2 separate regions of the Homo sapiens genome follow, and region 1 is linked to region 2. Evidence: chromatin contacts called from ENCODE Hi-C or POLR2A ChIA-PET data. All regions are on one chromosome and are shown on one strand. The core of a region is the stretch at or near the end of the contact, and the rest is flanking DNA. Distances in the headings are between cores, read along the strand shown. Region 1 overlaps ETNK1 (ethanolamine kinase 1). Region 2 has its middle 75 kb from the start of ST8SIA1.

The links. Hi-C counts contacts between places; a loop is a spot of excess contacts on that map. ChIA-PET counts read pairs that join two places held with the same protein, here RNA polymerase II (POLR2A). Pooled maps may share reads with other maps.
Region 1: a loop to region 2 is called in a pooled map, with 5 times the contacts of the local background. The contact joins two enhancer-like sites. A Hi-C loop is called at or near these places in 2 of 37 single-sample maps with no recorded cell type and 3 of 50 pooled maps. POLR2A ChIA-PET finds 5 or more read pairs at or near these places in 1 of 52 experiments (B cell).

Annotation. Positions count from the first base shown.
Region 1 is chr12:22,686,107-22,689,426 of GRCh38, reverse strand. It overlaps ETNK1 (ethanolamine kinase 1), which reads right to left. Exons shown (of 8, transcript NM_018638.5): 8 at 1-3,320. Among named protein-coding and RNA genes, the nearest start is that of LINC02955, 12 kb to the left of the region's middle. Within about 2 kb of position 1,551, at least 2 of the 41 ENCODE cell types and tissues checked have a DNase peak (open chromatin) inside an H3K27ac peak, as active enhancers do.
Region 2 is chr12:22,407,988-22,411,195 of GRCh38, reverse strand. No RefSeq gene overlaps it. Among named protein-coding and RNA genes, the nearest start is that of ST8SIA1, 75 kb to the right of the region's middle. RefSeq lists a silencer at 1,308-1,387. Within about 2 kb of position 1,900, at least 5 of the 41 ENCODE cell types and tissues checked have a DNase peak (open chromatin) inside an H3K27ac peak, as active enhancers do.

The DNA of each region.
Region 1 (3,320 bases), core at 302-2,801, 280 kb before region 2:
CTAGAAAAGCTACAGGATTCACAATGAATACAGATACAATATTTTTAACCCTGCTCTTTTATTACATCAGTAGTATAGTAAGTGCATAAAGTATAGAAGAGAAAGAAAATTTCAGGAGAGAAACTTACAAAAAACTTGAAGTTTGATGCGTCAAACACAAAATAGTTTAAAACAGTTTACAGTTCTTATAAGCACTATCATAATTTTTTCTACCCAAATAATTCAGGTCTTCATTCCATTTCAAACTGCAATCCAGAAATGAAGATTTTCAGTGTAAAAACTGTTCAGAGAAATCTAATTCATTATGTAATACATCTTATTAATTTCAGTTTTCAAGTATTCAAGTAATGCATACCCAAGTATTTTCTGTTACAGCAACACATTTACAGACTAAGCCTCAAACATGGGGAAAAATTCATTTAAAATAATTGATACACTTTTCTGTCCAACGACATCAAACCCAAGACATGACACTGGAATCACACAAGTGGTATATAAAAGTTAAAAATTTTAAAATAAGGTGGTTCAATATAAATAATGTCTTCTTTTCAAAAAGAACTGAAAACAGGTTATCTTAATACATAACTAAATTCCCAGTAAAAGGACATTCTGGAATCTAATGGACTAAAGAAAAACCAGAGCAAATCAATTTTGAAAGATGAAGCTGCTTTACCACATACTTAAAATGATTTTTCCTCTGTGCATAATAATTACTAGCATTTGTCTTCTGCATAAAGTCGCACAGGTTACTGTCAACAAGTTTCCTAGCATAAAGCATCGCTAACTTTGTCTATCAACTGAATGACTGATTGATTAAAAGCTTAAGTCTGTATCACTTTGGAATGCTTATTAAAAACAATTTAAAGCAGAAAATTGAAATGACAGTATTTTCACTTATATTATGAAGACAGAAATTCGTAAAATGGTACAGAAGGCTTCTGTGTAATGTAAAAAAGAAATATTTGTATAATTTTAAAAGTGGAGGGTTCTAACTTTTAATTGAGAGTGGGGGAAACTTTTTTTCTTTAAATCTGGAAGCTGTAGTAACATATTTATGAAGTTAAATATTTTTAGTTCAGCAAAAATGGAAATAATTGTCATTACAAGATTACTTAAGTCTTTTCTGTCTTTTATGATCCTATCATGATCAACTTTAAATTTAGAGAAGTCATTTGAGATATGCTTAAGTTGAACTAAAGACTTATTATTTGTCTAATTTCTGTATATATGGAAATTAGATTCACATTGGGATATCTAAAATTTCAAGGTTTTTTTGTAGAAAAAAATTAACAACCCTAAAAATAGGAAATTATTAAATTACATTTTTAATTTCCTTTAGCTTGGAATCATGACTCAAAGAACGGAGCTCTATTAATATAACAGTGTATAAATTCACTGCTTCCAGGAATCTAACCTCACAAAACCTAACGGCTAACTAAAAAATAAAGAAAAGTCTTATTAAGCACTGAGAGGCTAAATAAATGAGTACTGACATTAACCAAAGCCGACAAACCCTATTTCCAGTTCCTGTGATCTCACTGTGTAGCCACAACTGTTGGCTATTTTTACTCTAAAACCAACAAGCTGAATCATTTCCTTACAGAAAAATTTCTACAAAAGGGAAGAGAATGCAAAACAATACACAGTCTCATATGCAAGATACAGTTCACACTAATTTACAAATTTTTATTTACATTTTTTATATACATTCCAGGCAGACCTACTTGATGAGTTTTGTGCTCATATTGATCTCAGATGATCGTGTGTACTGTATGATTTACTACCACATCTCTTTGATTTCCAGAAAATGGTGGTAGCATGGGGTTAGGAGGAAAAGAAATCACTGGTCAGGTGAGATCATACAAGTATGAAGGGGAAAAAAGGAAAAAAAATTGCGGAATTTGGCTTGTTAAAGCATCCAGGCCACTATGGTCTATTGACTAACATTGAATATACATGAATGCCACTTCTTACAGCCATTTTCATATTTACAAAATGAGCTTACTACTAGTTGAGTTATTAGGTAAGGCATTCAAGTTCCTTAGCTTAACATAAAAAGGCAACAGACATCTTAGCACACCACAGGACAGATTTTAGAGGGATGATTTCAGAGCACTTTGAGATTTACCCTCCTTTAGAATCCCTTACATGGTCGATATAAAAGGGAAGCAATTCTGAATCCTATTACTAGCCTGCACCATGATCCCAAAAACCTATACAGGAAGTAGGAGCATCACAACAACCAAAATCTAGCCAGAATGGGGAAAATAGATTAGATATCTTATTTTGTTCCCAAGATCCACTGCATAGTCCCAGAGCTAAAGTGAGAGCCTTTATTCCTGGTTACATTCACTTCCCTATGAATCTCTCCAAAAAACCTACAATAGTGTGACAGCTAGTAGCTATGCACAGTCTATCAGCAATGGCTCAGTGAACCTCTATTCAAAATAGTTTGAAGTAAGAATATGGAGTAAGGTAGAAAAATTATCTTCTCTCCTCCCACAGTTCTACAAGATATATACTGTTGCACTTTAGAAGGCAGAAAGCAAAAAAAAAAAAAAAAAAAAAAAAAAAATTAAGAGTATTACACATTCTTTATCTGTTTTATGAAAATGTTCTAACCACAGACAAAAATTCCACCAAAAACAATTTTTCAAGTTCACACTAACATTATAAAAAGCTACTAGTTGTTTAATTGGTTCCATTCACTTAACTAGGCAAAGTTCTATTGATCTTACAGTAATATGGTTTATAAAAACAAAAGTGAACATTTATAACATTGGGGAGGTAGAAACCAAATCTGGTCTAACACTGTTACAGATACAAACATACTTTAAGATTATATTTATGTAACTAGAATTTACCATTTAAAATGGCCTGTGTTTCTATTTACTTTATTAGCTTCAAAAATCTTGAGATAATCCAAGTATTTTAAAGCATTTGTCTGAGAATATTAAGTCATTTGGAATACATTAGACTCCTCAGAAGATTTCTCAGAGGATAAATTTGTAGTTGCATATTTTGAATATGCAGATCCAGTAAGCCAACTTTGTACATGGGCACTTATGTGACCGAAGTGCAAAGCTTGTCAGACTAATTTTCTAAGTAAAGTTAACCATGACTGCTCAACTACACAGAGCAGACTTCAAAACCTGAAGCCTATTTATCTATCTGAAAGATCTAACTTCTTTCCATACAATAATTACCTCCCTCTTACCACCAGACAAAATTAAAAATACAGTTAAACAAAAACAAGAGAAATAAACAAAAGCCCTCCTGCCATGACTATTTATGCTTAATTCACATTTTGTCATTTGTCA
Region 2 (3,208 bases), core at 651-3,150:
GACTCCTTCTCTGACCTCAGCATCTTCCACTCTCTCCCAGTGTCCCGGTTTCCTCTGTTTCAAACACTGTACGGTAGCAATAATGTGTCTCTTGTTCATCACTGCACATCTACAAAATATCTTCACAGCAACACCTAGATTGGTATTTGGTTGGATATCCCTCATGTTTTAACTGTTTAATAAATATTTCTACAAATCTACAAAAGAGTAAAAAGTTATATATATATTTGTATGGATATATATGTGTATAATTATTTTAATAGTGGTGTTTTATCTGCTTCAAAGTTCGTTTATATGTTTTTTCCCTTTCAGCTCTATCTTGTTACCTAGTTTCTTGAAACTCCCATATGCTTGCTATTAGATTACTAGGACACTAGCAACGGATAGAAGTCATTGACAAAATAGATGAATCACTCAGTGTGGCTTGGTACTGGCATTGAAAAAATAGATTGGCACAGCAATAGATGGGAAGAATGTGTTTATTGCTGTAGGAAAATACCTGGAAATACCAGTTTCTCCAGTCAGAGAAGTCAGACTCCAAGTGAGTATTTCACCACAGTCTTTCTAGAAGCAAGGTAATACAAGTATACAGATGCAAAATGGAATGACTCAGCTAGCCAAGATTCAATTAGCGTTAAAGCATAGAAGCCGCATTTAGGGGAAACTGTGAATGATAGACAACAGCTCCAAATCAGAGCAAAATGATATGTCCTTAGACCGAAAAGTTTCTTGTCTTTTTTTTTTTTTTTTTTTTTTTGATCCAGAGTGTCGCTCTGTCGCCCAGGCTGGAGTGCAGTGGCGCGATCTCGGCTCACTGCAAGCTCGGCCTCCCAGATTCACGACATTCTCCTGCCTCAGCCTCCCGAGTAGATGGGACTACAGGCACCCGCCACCACGCCTCGCTAATTTTTTGTATTTTTAGTAGAGACGGGGTTTCACCGTGTTAGCCAGGGTGGTCTCGGATCTCCTGACCTCGTGATCTGCCCGCCTCGGCCTCCCAAAGTGCTGTGATTACAGGCGTGAGCCACCGCGCCCAGCCAGTTTCTTGTCTTTCTAAGCCTCATTTGAGCCAGGGTAGTGATAGCACTTTCCATCATGGCACCACCTTAGGAGAGCAGAAACTCCGGGCTAATGTGCCACCGACAGAAAGAATAGTCAACATGTGCATTCAGATTCTGTTCATGCTACTGCTTTGAACCAAAGTCATTTTCTAGGTTGAATGAAAACGACCTTACCTGCCTCGTCCTAGCTCTAATTCCAGCAAATGCCACAAGCGGAGTATTGGCCACCCAGGCTGAGCTCGCTCACTCAGCTCTGAGCATTCTCTCCCCAACTTGTGATATAACAAAACACAGACAGTGTCTATACTCATTTCACATATCTCTGAGGTTTAGGTGTGAAATGCAACGGTTTGGTTTCAAAGCCCAGATCACTGTTTGCAGAGTGTGACGGAACTGTGAGCAGCTGGAGGGTGATACATCCATCTCCCCACCAAGTCTCTATCAACAAGCGTTTAAAGGAGATACTGGCCTAGCTCACAACAGACTAATCTCCCATGATTTATTGTGCGGCAGACTGTTTTTTCCAAAATTGACAACACGATATTTTCAGCCCCACATAGTTTTCAAGAACGTCACCTTTGCCTACCAAGAAGTGGAATAGGGCACTTCCACTTGAAATTGAAAATAGAACAGAAAATAAAGGAAAGAAATGTTGCACAACTTCTGAGGCTAGGTCCTAGTAGATAATAGAGTCAGTTTCTCTCTCTCTCTCTCTCTCCACACTCACCTTGGAAAGCTATCCATCATGTTTTCAAGAAGCTCAAGCTGGCTTATGTGAAGAGAACACATAAAGCGGCTGTCAGCCCCAGCGACGGTCTCAGCACACAGCAGCCTTGCTGTCAGACGTGAGAGAGTGAATTTCAGCTGATTCCAGCCCTCAGTCGGCTATGCAGCTATTGGGAACTAATACAGATTTCATGCTTTTTGCTCATTAACTTTCATTCTGGCGGGTTGCCATAGCCAGATTCTACAGAATTTGCTTTGGGCTTTTGCCTGTGTCATGCACTCCTCTGGAGATGCTCTTTTCCTTTTCTTCCAAGCAAATACAAATTCTTCATTTTGACTTCTTAACAGAACTCAAAAATATATTCTGTAAGGACTGGTGCTATTCTCCATATTCTGCATATCCCTACACACAGTGAACTCTTTTATACTGGACTTATTTGCATTCATGTGTGTTTTGTTTTTCTTTCTCTTTGCTTTTTCCCACAGGGCCACGTCTTGAATTTTTAATTAGACTGCTAATGACTGGAATTCATAGGAGGGGTAGTGTGGTGGTGGTGGGGTAAGTCTTTGGTTCAAGGCCCAGCCTGCTCAGGTCCTTGTACTGGTTCTACCACTTACTGGCAGTGTGCCTGGGAACAAGCTACTTCCAAGATACTTAATGTCTCTAGAGGTCAAGGTTGTAGCAGAGAAACAGAAAGGTAGGACGTGTGTGTAGTCCAAAATCTGTAGGACAGCCTGGCAGGCCTGTAATGCAACCCACAGGCAAAATGTCTTCTTCCTCAGGAAAATCTCAACTGATTGGATAAGGTCCACTCACATTACGGAGAATGATTTTCTTAATGTCAACTGATTACAGATGTTTAAGCACATCTACAAAATACCTTCTTAGGAACACCTAGACTGGCATTTGATTGAATAGCTAGGTACTATAGCCTAGCTTAGTTGACTTATAAAACTCATAAATACCCATCACAGTATCTCTGTGACTAAATTTCCTCATTTGTAAAACGGGACAATTATAGTACACGGTGACTATCCCTTACCTGAAATGCTTGGGACCAGATGTGTTTCAGATTTGGGATTATTTTTGGATTTTGAGATATTTGCATATACATTAAGAGATATTTTGGGGATGGAACCCAAGTCTAAACATAAAATTCATGTATGTTTCATATACACCTTATATGTACAGCCTGAAGATAATTTTATAAAATATTTAAAAATAATTTTGTGCACAAAAACAAAGTTTTATTTTTTTATTTTTATTTTTATTCTTTGTTTTTGAGACAGGGTCTCACTCTGCCACCCAGGCTGGAGTTGCAGTGGTGCGATCATGGCTCACTGCAGCCTCAACTTCCCCAGCTCCAGCGATCCTCTCACCTTAGCCTCCTCAGTTTGGGACTACAGGCATGCGCCACCAT